Regions from separate parts of the Homo sapiens genome. Here region 2 is linked to region 1. Evidence: chromatin loops called from intact Hi-C (ENCODE). Cell type or tissue: B cell. All regions are shown on one strand. Each heading gives the region's core, and the rest is flanking DNA. Links, peaks and the distances in the headings are about the cores only.

Region 1 (6,508 bases), core at 695-5,694:
CCACCATGAGATGCCATGTCACAGTCATTAGAATAGAATAACTACCATCAAAAAGAACAATAACAGAAAATAACAAGTGTTAATGAAGATGTAGAGAAATTGGAATTCTTGTGCCTTACTGGTGGAAATGTGACATGGTGCAATTACAGAACAAAACAGTATGGTAGTTTATCAAAAAATATTGGATTACCATATGATTCAACAATACTACTTCTGGGTGTATACCCCAAAGAAATGAGAGTAGGGACTTGAACAGATATTTGTACACCCACATTCATAGAAGTATTATTTATAATGGAAAAAAGGTGGAAGCTACTCAAGTGTCCATTAACAGATGAATGGATAAACAAAATGTGGCCTATACATACAATGAAATATTATTCAGCCTTAAAAACGAAGGAAATTCTGAGATATGTCACCGCATGGATGAACCTTGAGGACATCATATTAAGTAAAATAAGCCAGTTACAAAGGGGGCAAATACTGTATAATTCCACTCCTATGAGGAGCCTAGAGTAGTCAAGTTCATAGAAACAGGAAGCAGAATGGTGGTTGTGAGGAGCTGGGGAAAAGGAGAAATGGAGAGTTATTGTTTAATGAGTATGGAGTTTCAGTTTTGGAAGATGAAGAATGTTCTGGGGATGGATGGTGATGATGGTTGCACAACAGTGTGAATGAACTTAACTCCACTGAATTGCACACCTAAATATGGTTAACATAGTAAGTTTTATGTCCATTTTTCAACAATTAAAAGTAAAAATTTAAAATTTAACAAAAACGTTTAATTGTCTGTTAAATAAAAGAGCTAATGAATGAATGAGGAGAAGGATAGAGCCAAGAGGATGCCTAAGGCAAGAAACTTCCAAGCAAGGAAATAGCAAGTGTGTTTGCTCAGCCAAAACCAGCTAAGGGGTTTGCTCACCTGCTGTAGGTAAGAGAGGGGGATGGCAGAGGAAATGAGGGCTGAGGTGTTGCCAGGGGGCAGATCATGCAGGGCTGTACAGGATTTTGCCTTTTATCTTAACTGAATATGATGGGATGTGATGGGAGGAAACAGGTAAGAGAGTAAATGAGTCAATGGAAGTGAGGAAGGAGTACTAGAAGTCCAGAAGTGTGTCCAGATGCTGAGGGCCTAGAGCAGAGGTTCTGTGTCCTCCACTCCCCAAGCACACACCTGCTCTCAGGACTGAGTTGACCCCTGGAACATCCCAGAACCCTGGATTATCTGATCAGACCCCTCCACCCTGGCATGTCCTAAGGATGATTTTGCCTGAACAGGGGAACATGTGTGTCTTCCCCAGTGATGGCTGGGGCTCTGGCACAAATGCAGATCATTACTCTTGGTTTCTAATGTGGGAGGAGGAAGTGTGAAGGGTGGAGGAGGTGTTTCTTTTATCACACAATTAGATTAGAAACTGGCTGGCTGCTCAGGGCAGGGTTCCACCCAAACTAGGCCTACAGGAGAGTTGTCCTGCTGGGTGGCCCCATCTCAGTCTTCAGGGGCTTAATGTTTTTAGACCTGACTTCTTCACTGTTCAAATTCTTGAGAAAAGGCATATAGTGTGGTTCACATGAAAACTCAAACCAGATTCCAAAAACTCACTTTGAGTCCTCATATCATTCATGTATTCATTTATTAATTCATTCACTCATTCAACATTTACTGAGCACCTACTATGTGTCAAACACTATGCCAGGCATTGGGAATACACACATAGACTCTAACCTTGAGTTGCTCACAGAATCAATGGTGGAATAAAATAAACCTTGAATTATACTACAGTGAGTTAAGTACTATGACAAAACGGTAATAAAAAAATAAAACTAAGTTAGCCAATATTTATTCTTACTACATACTTACTATATGCCAGGCATTGCTTTAATTGATTTGTATATATGGACTTATTTTTTCCCTAGGCAAACCCTATGTGGTGGGCACTATTATCAGCCCACTTTATAGATGACGATAATGACTCACCAAGAGTATTAAGTGGCAAGCACACAATGCAGCTAGAAACTAGGGCAACCAGGAATAGCCCTGCTTATAACTCTCTGCTGCTTCTAGAGGTATGGGAACACAGAGAAGGACTGGCTAGGTATGTTTCACAGAGAAGGTGATGACTGGACTGATTGTTGCAGGATGAGAAGTTGGCCAATCAGAGGAAGATGGGGGCAGAGGATTGGTGAGGATTTTCACCCGTCGAAAGTTTCAAACAGAACTGTAAGTGGAAAGCAGGGAAGCATGACAGGGCATGTGCATTCCAGAGAATGTAAGAAGGGGAGAAGCAGGAGATGAGCTGGGAGAGAGGGCCTGGGCCGGGATGCCTGGTGAGAAGGGAGCTCATTTCTTTAGGCACTAGAGTCCAATGTGCTTTTTTACACCTGAAGTGATGTGATCACAGTCAGCACTTTAGGATTTTTGCAGGAGATTTATTCATGGTTTGGGTGGACTAATACTAGCCAATATGTGAATCACAATAAATTCTCTCTGACCTGGTGATTCTCCATTTGTACCCCCTTCCCAACCAGATCTGTTCTCTGGTCTGCACTGTGCCATCTGCACTGTGCCATAGAGAGGTTAATGCCCCTGATTGCCTCGGGGGACTCCTTTGCCTCCTATCTTCCAGTTGGGTTTAGCCAGTGGTAGGCATCGGCAAGAGATTAAAGGGTGGGAGGAGAAAGAGGTTGGGAATTTCCTCCAGCTCTTTCCCTGCTTCTGTGCCAGGGTCTGCCAGTGGCCGGGTTCCTCTGCAACCGTAGTTCCTGCCAGCAGCCCCTCCTCCATGGCTTCAGCAACATCTCACCCTCTTCCTGTCCTTGCAGATTCAGGGTAGCAATGGTTCCCTGGTGTTGCAAGTCTCTGAGTGCTTCAGCATCTCTCATTGGTTTCCTTAGCTCTGTCCCTATCCCTATAAATTGTTGTCCCTTCATCAAATCCCACTTCCAAGTCCGCGCTGCATGAGCCTTCTTTTTCTTGATCATAACTAGTCATGCTGAGAACTTACCCGATACCAATTACCATTTATTGAGTACCTACTGTGTACTTGGGGCTTCAAATGCATTTTTTTTTCCATTTAATTTTCACCACAGCTCCATGAGTTATGGACCATTTATATCCATTTCAGGAATCCCAAAAACAAGGCAGGCATACATTTAACATAGATGTTAAGTAACTTGCCCAAAATTATATAAGCCTTTTGTCCAGAGTTACACAGTTAGTCAGGAGCAAAGTTAAAATTCACACCCAGGTCTCTGGACTCTAAAACTCATCCTCTTTCTGTTGCTCTGCGGTCACTGAGTCAATTCTTATAAATGCTTAATTTGTCAGACTCTGGAAAACCAGTAACGGTAGCAGTAGTAAAATCTCTAGAGGAAGAGGGGATAGGGTATTCCGTGGAGGCTATAGGTCTTCTTGAGGAATGGTGGATCTTTAAGTAAAAGTTCCAGAACTTTGCCATTCCTGCATTGGTGGAAAACGCAATGGCAGGTGATTCACCAAAATATCCCTTGCTTCACAATGTGCAGTTCCTCTGTGGAGGGGAACTTAGCCCTTACTGAGTTCAGAAAGAAGAAGAAACTCATCCATCCAAGACCCACAGCAGAAAGCATAAGGGTTTATTTATAGAGAAGAATTTTATTATTTTTAAAAATCACTTGTGGGCTTCTGCACCAAAGCGTAGGAAAAAGCATGTGTTGGTTGCCAAGGGTCAAGGGAAACCACCTTGTTTTCTTGACAGCGCTGTGGCTGAAACAGCCCTTCCCAAAAACAATACGTTGGGGGAAGAAAGGCAAAACCAGTGGGAGGCCTGAAAATGCTGTGGTTTGCTTTTTATTTTATTTTTTTCCAGTGTCTTTGGGGCTGAAAAAGGCAGTGGAATGAATTCCACAACTAGTTTAAAATGCAGTGCCTCTTGCACTGGGAGCTCCGGGGGCTGCCCTCACATGACTCATGCCTTCCCCAACTCACCTCAGACCTCTCGTCCAGGCCCATCTGTCAAGGATAATAACAACAACACAGAAGTGATGCTGCCTTCACCTCCACCGTAGACTGCAGCGGCTCTTTCTGTTTCCTAAAACTCTTTCATAGTCTAACAAAAATGGCTGCCTTTCTCCTAAGTGCCAGGCTCCTTACTCTTAGGATTTTATCTCATCTGAACCACAACCTTTTGGAGACATCATTGTTATGCTCATTTGACAGATGAAGGAAGCCAGGCTCAGATGATTAAATACCATGCCCCAAATCACACAGCAAGGAGACAAGCTGAGATGTGAAGTCGGTGGTCTTATGCTTCAGAACAGTTCTGGGAATTCGCATTGTCTTCTCATTTTCCGAGGAGGAAACCAAAGTAGAGAGGTGGAGAGGATACTACAGACCAGGGCTCAGGGTGGCCCAGGCAGTGCTATCTCCAGGCACATGGTTCTGTCTCCTGAGGCTGTGACTCATGACGGTGCCAGACCATCAGCTAGACAAACCGCCACCCACTGGGCCACTCCAGCCAATTGCAAACCTTTGGCTTCAGAACCAAACATGTGTCCACATTGGCTCGGATATATCCACAGCCTTGCCTTGTAATGCCATCGGGCCCTCTGTATATTTTAAAAGCAGATGCCTCAGACCTCCAAAAGGCCAAGGGTTGCTTCTCGAATCTGACCTAAAAGGGCCTAACCTCAAGGACAGATCTGAATTCACCTGACATACAGCCCCAGGAGGAATCACAGAGAAAATGCTCTTACCTGGAACACCTCTACACAGACTGTTGCTGTCCTGCATGCTGCTTGCATTGAACTATGTCATTCACCAGCTGTGTGTCCCCAGACAAGGTACTGAACCTCTCTGAGCCTCACTTTCTTCAGAGGACCAGTTTAAGTTTTCACAGTCAGGAATTCATTCCTTCTAAAAACCTGTGCTAAGGAGACATGGCAAGGTGTTCTGGGCCTACAGAGACATGGGCAGAACTGGGGCAGAAGAGCAAAATGGATACTAAAGCTCTAAACCTGCCCACCAAGGTTCATAGTTTATTTTAAATTGGGGCTGTTTTGTGCCATTGCAAAGGAGGGTGAATATGCTTACAGTTATAAAATTCTGCTCTTCTTTCACAGAATTTCAGAGTAGATGGGTTGGTACAAGCTATCTTGTCTGACCACCTCCACATGGTATAGAGATTAAGGCCAGGAAAGGGAAGCCCTGGCTTGACACCTCACAAGGGCTTGAACCCAGACACAGTGCTCTTTCCAATGAGGGTCACTGCCAATCTAAAGAATTCTCTCATCTGCATATTGGACTAGGAACCTCTAACTCATAGCACTTTTCTGAGGATAATAAGAAAAAAGGGATAGGAAAATGTTTTGTACACAAATGCAGTACATGTCTGACAAGAGGTATTATTAATTTCAAATAGTCATGTGATGCTTCTTCAGTGACGCTGAAGAAGGGACCTGTGGCAGGGCTTCTAGGAGGTATGGCTCAACAAGTGTGCTTTAATTTGTCTTTAGTCAGTATACTGACATTATTTAGAAAGTTTAATCAACGTTGAAGGTAGAGAATATCTGATTTGTTTGTCAAAATGAGTGCCTGCATGTTGAAAGTTATGGTTTACCAAGAGTCCCCAACCTGTATGTCTATAGGAACCTGGAGATTAAAGCCTGAAAGTGAGTGGTAAGAATTAAAATCTACCTCCTTCATTATGTTGATGGCTATTTTTTTTTTTTTTGAGACGGAGTTTTGCTCTTGTTGCCCAGGCTGGAGTGCAGTGGCGCAATCTCGGCTCACTGCAACCTCTGCCTCCTGGGTTCAAGCAATTCTCCTGCCTCAGCTTCCCGAGTAGCTGGGATTATAGGCATGTGCCACCACGCCTGGCTAATTTTGTGTTTTTAGTAGAGACATGGTTTCTCCATGTTGGTCAGGCTGATCTTGAACTCCCAACCTCAGGTGATCCCCCCACTTTGGCCTCCCACAGTGTTGGGATTACAGGTGTGACCCACCGTGCCCAGGCGGCTATTTTTTTTTTTTTTTAACTGCAGGGATGGGCTTCATATTTTCTTTAAACCTTGGGTGAGCCCATCCAAAAATGTATCTTCAAGTCTGATCTAGCCTGTGGGCCACCTCTACTATTGTAGGTGTTCATATTGTGTAGTTTCTTTCCTCTGCACTATTGGCATCTTCTTCCCTTTGTCCAATGGACACCATGACCATGTTACCATGACTTAGCCCTGAGACCAGGGTGGCAGGCCAAAGATGTTGGAAGGCAGAAAGAACACACACCCATCTGGTGGCTTAAGGTTGGATCTCAACTCTGCCTGCCATCTACTAGCTGAGCAAGGGACATAAACTCTCTGATCAAGCCTCGGTTTCATTTGTAAACATATATATATATACCCACCACCCAAGGTTGTGGTAAGGAATAAAAGAGATGATAGGTATGAAAGGTTCAGCCCATAGAAGATGTTCAAATATGGTAGCTTCCTTCTACTTATTACAAATCCTACCTACTATTCAAAACTCGATACA
Region 2 (5,000 bases), core at 1-5,000, 260 kb after region 1:
ATAACTCAAAGATGAGTTTTCCTTCTCTCTGCAAAGTTTAAAGTGGTTTCCCATTTGATGGTTTTGAAACACACTCCAAAAATTCTTTGACACCCTCCCCAGAAAGAGGCAAGGTCTATGTCCCCTACCCTTAATTCTGTTTTAACCAATGAGGTACAGCAGAAGGAATGTATGTGATTTTCCAAACTTGGTCAGTAAAGGCCATGTAGGTCTACCTGATTTTCTTAGGATTCTTCCCCTGGGGGAAGCCAGATACCCCCTAAGAGGTCTGACTCCCTGAGATCCCCATGTTATACCGGGTATGTGCAGGGTCTCCTGTTGATAGCCTCAGCTGAGCTCCCAGCCGGGAGCCAGCATCAACTACTGCCATGTGAATGAGCCATCTTGGGCATCCAGCCCAATCAGCCTTTAGATGGTTATAACCTCAGCAGGTATCTGACTGCAATCTAGGAGAGACCCAAAGCAAAAACTTCATAGTAAGCCCTTCCCAAAGTCTAACCTACAACACTAAGTAAGTTAAATGGTTACTGCTTTACATTTCTAGTTTTAGGTAATTCATTATGCAACATTATAACTGAAACACCCTTATTTAGGCATGAAAAAATTAGGACTGCCAACATATATATAGTTTTTTAATTATAGAGAAAAATAAAGTGAACACATGTCCAAGATCAATCTAATTCATGAATGAAAAAGCACATTTGTAAAGATCATCTACAAAAACGTGTGAGACACTGGTGTTTATATGCACTGAAGAAGGAATGCTGGATGTGTCTTTATAATAGAAAAATTCATGTTCCTTTGGGTATACACCAAGTAATAGGATTGCTAGGTTGAATGGTATCTATATTTAGGTCTTTGAGGAGTTGCCATACTGTCTTCCACAATGGTTGAACTAATTTACACTCCCACCAACAGTGTATAAGTGTTCCTTTTTCTCCACAAACTTGCTAGCATGTTATTTTTTGACTTTTTAATAATAGCCATTTTTATGGGTATGAGATGGTATCCCATTGTGGTTTTGATTTGTATTTCTCTAATGATAAGTGATGTTGAGCTTTTTTCCATATGATTGTTGGCCACATGTATGGCATGTCTTCTTTTGAAAAGTGTCTGTTCATGTCCTTTGCCCACTTTTTAATAGGGTTGTTTGGGATCTTTTTCTTGTAAATTTGTTTAAGGTTTTTATAGATGCTGGATATTAGACTTTTGTCAGATGCATAGTTTGCAAACATTTTCTCCTATTCAGTAGGCTGTCTGTTCACTCTGTTGATAGTTTCCTTTGCTGTACAAAAGCCCTTTAGTTTAATAGATCCTACTTGTCACACATGTATGCATATGTTCACTATAGCACTATTCACAATGGCAAAGACATGGAGTCAACTTAAATGACCATCAATGGTAGACTGAATAAAGAAAATATAGTACATATACACCATGGAATCCTATGCAGCCATAAAAAAGGAGATAATGTCCTTTGCAGGAACATGGGTGGAGCTGGAAGCTGTTATTCTTAGCAAACTAACACAGGTACAGAAAACCAAACATTGCATGTTCTCATTTATAAGTGGGCTCTAAATGATGAGAACACATGGGCACATAGAGGGGAACAACACACACTAGGACCTATCAGAGGGTAAAGGGTGGGAGGAGGGAGAGGATCAGGAAAAATAACTAATGGATACTGGGTTTAATATCTGGGTGATGAAATAATCAGATAATAAACCCCCATGACTCAAGTTTACATATATAACAAACCTGCACATGTATCTCTGAACTTAAAATAAAAGTAAAAAAAAAAGTTGGAATAAAATTGCTGGGTTAAACACAAAACTTGTCAATGTCCTACAGGGAAATAAAATCTTAATCTTTGCAGTTACTTTCTTCCAAATAAAATTATTTGCACATGTGCTGGAAAAAATCTATAAGTTATGTTTCTTCACAGACTCTGGACCTTAAACAACAGAAAACACTGAGTCAAACAATAGTGCACTTCCACAGAGAATTAAATAATCCTTGGGTATGGCTATTACACAATGCACTCCAATGTAATATTGAAAGAACACACAGCTAACAATTTGTCTAAGTTTTTAATATTTTTAATAGGATCTACACTAGATCTCACCTTTTCATAAAGGTCTTTTAAAGGTTGAAAACAACCCAGGTATAAGTGGTGAAGCAGTGGAGATTCAATCTCCGTGACAGACAGTGAGAAAGATTTTTAAGGGAGGAGTCTATCCTAGCACCTTCAAATGACATCATGACATCACCCGTCTCCTCCTTGTATTGTGACTGTCATTTAGCAAAATTTGTGGTTTTCAAATATTTTGGGGGTTAGAGAACCAACTGGGTATCTTTCCACTGGAAATAATGGGACTCTTAATAGTGAAGAAGACTGTGTTTGGGAAATGTCCTGAGAATTGGATTTTCAGATTCCATCACAGAGTGATGTATTTAATCTAAGCAGGAAATATTTGCATGGAAAAGCAGAGCATGCACAGGACTAGAAATCCCTTTTTCAAGCTACCACTTAGTAGCTGAATCACTTCATCTCCCTAAAAGCTGGTTTCCTGAGCTGCGAAATGGGGCCAATAGTACTTTTCTTACTCAGAGAGAGCTTTGGAAATGGGACAGCTCTGTTCACAAGTAAAGGATTACTATTATTACCTATGTGAAAACACAAATGGTAGAAAAGGAAAAAATTCATTCAAGCAGCTTGCTGTGTCAATGCAGCCCCGCCCAACTGGCTAGACCAAAAATTTTTAGTGTAACTGACTACTACCCATGGAATTGCCTGAGTGAACATGTTGTTTTGACATCTACTGACAGGGGTAGCTCCAGAAATCCCCTCTTTACCCCAGCAATGACTCATAAAAAGGGCTCAGAAAAAAAACAAGAATGAGCTGGGGAAGTCTCCTGAGGCTTTAGCAGACTGGGTCAAAAATTGAGCCTCCAGGAAGGAAGGAAGTGCTAAGGCAGGCTTTGGATTTGCACAGAAGTGAACTGAAACATTGGCTCTGCCACTGTGTGGCCCTGTGATCAGGAAAGTGCCATACTCTCTCTGAGTTTAGTGTCCCCATCCAAAAAAATGAAGAAAATAAAACTCATTTCAGTGAATTGATGGGAAATTTGAAATGGTGACAGAAAAATATCAGAGATTTCTTCATACGGTAGGTAATTAAGGAAAAACCCAAATTCCCATCGGTGGCAGAATGAATAAATGCATGTTGGTATATTCACATAAGAGAATATAATCAGCAGTAAAAGAAATAAAGTTCAGCTCTATGTGCCAGAGTAACTGAATCTTTACAATGTAATAATAAATATACATGTCTGAATTATGCATCCAACAAAGGAGTAACATCCAGAGTCTACAAGGAACTCAAACAAATTAGCAAGAAAAACAAACAAACAAAAAACAGCAAAAAAAACAAATAATCCCATTGAAAAGTGGGCAAAGGACAAGAATGGACATTTCTCAAAAGAAGATATACAAATGGCCAAGAAACATGAAAAAATGCTCAACATCACTGATCATCAGGGAAATGCAAATTAAAACTGTAATGAAATACTGCCTTATCTCAGCCAGAGTGACCATTAAAAAGTCAAAAAACACTAGATGTTCTAATGCCATCTGTCCCCCCTCCCCCTACCTAATGTAAATGACGAGTTAATGGGTGCAGCACACCAACATGGCACATGTATACATATGTAACAAACCTGCACGTTGTGCACATGTACCCTAGAACTTAAAGTATTATATATATATATATGTATATACACACACAAAAAAACACTAGATGTTGGTGTGGCTGTGATGAAAAGGGAATGCTTATACATTGCTGATGGGAATGTAAATTAGTACAACCTCTATGAAAAACAGGATGGAAATTTCTCAAAGAACTAAAAGTAGATCTACCATTTGATCCAGCGATCCCACTACTGGGTATCTACCCAAAAGAAAAGAAGTCAATATATCAAAAAGTCACCTGTAAATGTATGTTTATTGCAGTATAATTCACAATTGCAAAGATGTGGAATCAACTTAACTGCCCATCAACTGAAGAGTGGATTAAAAAAATGTGGTATATATATATATATATATATATATATATATATATATATATATATATATATGGAATACTACCCAGCCATAATAAAGAACTAAATAATGTATTTTACAAACTGGAGGCCATTATTCTAAGTGAAGTAACTCAGGAATTGAAGACCAAATGCCTCATGTTCTCACTTATATGTGGGAGCTAAGCTATGGGCACGTAAAGGCAGACAGAGTGATACAATGGACATTAGAGACTCAGAAGGCAGGGGGATTGGGGAGGTATAAAAAATTACTTATTGGGTGCAATGTACACTACTTGGGTGATGGATACATTAAAATCCTAGACTTCACCACTGTACAATCCGTCAGTGTAACCAAAAACCACTTGTACCCCTAAAGCAATTGAAATTTTAAAAATTTAAATAAAAATAAATAGTATATATATTATATATGTGTCTGTGTATATATACACAAGCATATATACTTAGTATATGTATATGGTCTATGTAATAGTATGTCTGTATAAATGGTATATTAAAATAAGGAGATAGACATAACAGGAGTTAGGAGAGTTAGAAAAGGGGTTAATTTGAATGGGAAGACAGAGAGGATGGAAGAAAAGGAACACGTGGGAAAGTATAAGTAGGTGCCAATGTTCTAGTTTTAATGTTTGGTGGCAGGTTCATCAAATACAATATTTATGTTATTATTAATAAAATAAAAGGTGCACATAATGAGAGTATATCATGAACTAAAAGTTGCAATTAATTAAATTCTGGTGCAATAACAACACAGAACAGTCATGCTAAAAATACTGTTGTTTCCTTTCTGCGTTTCTTCTCCTAGAATTTTTTTTTTAAAGGAAAAGTACTTTTTAAAATGTAGTTCATTTTCTCCACACTGTATCCACAGTCTTTTGTCCCATAAGTCTTTAATTAAA

The links. Hi-C counts contacts between places; a loop is a spot of excess contacts. Peaks named below come from ENCODE experiments on the same cell type or tissue, not always from the same donor. Only the 100,000 strongest peaks of a DNase experiment are listed, where the experiment ranks them.
Region 2: it touches region 1 in a loop (4-fold over the local background); 1 of 110 quality-filtered maps calls a loop at or near these places.

Annotation. Positions count from the first base shown.
Region 1 is chr1:59,004,345-59,010,852 of GRCh38, forward strand. No RefSeq gene overlaps it. Among named protein-coding and RNA genes, the nearest start is that of LINC01358, 13 kb to the right of the region's middle. RefSeq lists enhancers at 1,080-1,279, 3,484-3,593, 3,864-3,913, 3,934-3,983, 4,024-4,093. In B cell, for the core only: no CTCF peak of the experiment used is centred there; DNase peaks (open chromatin) are centred at 1,276 and 3,657; H3K4me3 peaks cover 2,362 bases; H3K27ac peaks cover 4,752 bases.
Region 2 is chr1:59,269,841-59,274,840 of GRCh38, forward strand. No RefSeq gene overlaps it. Among named protein-coding and RNA genes, the nearest start is that of FGGY-DT, 24 kb to the right of the region's middle. RefSeq lists an enhancer at 2,795-2,904. In B cell, for the core only: no CTCF peak of the experiment used is centred there; a DNase peak (open chromatin) is centred at 2,891.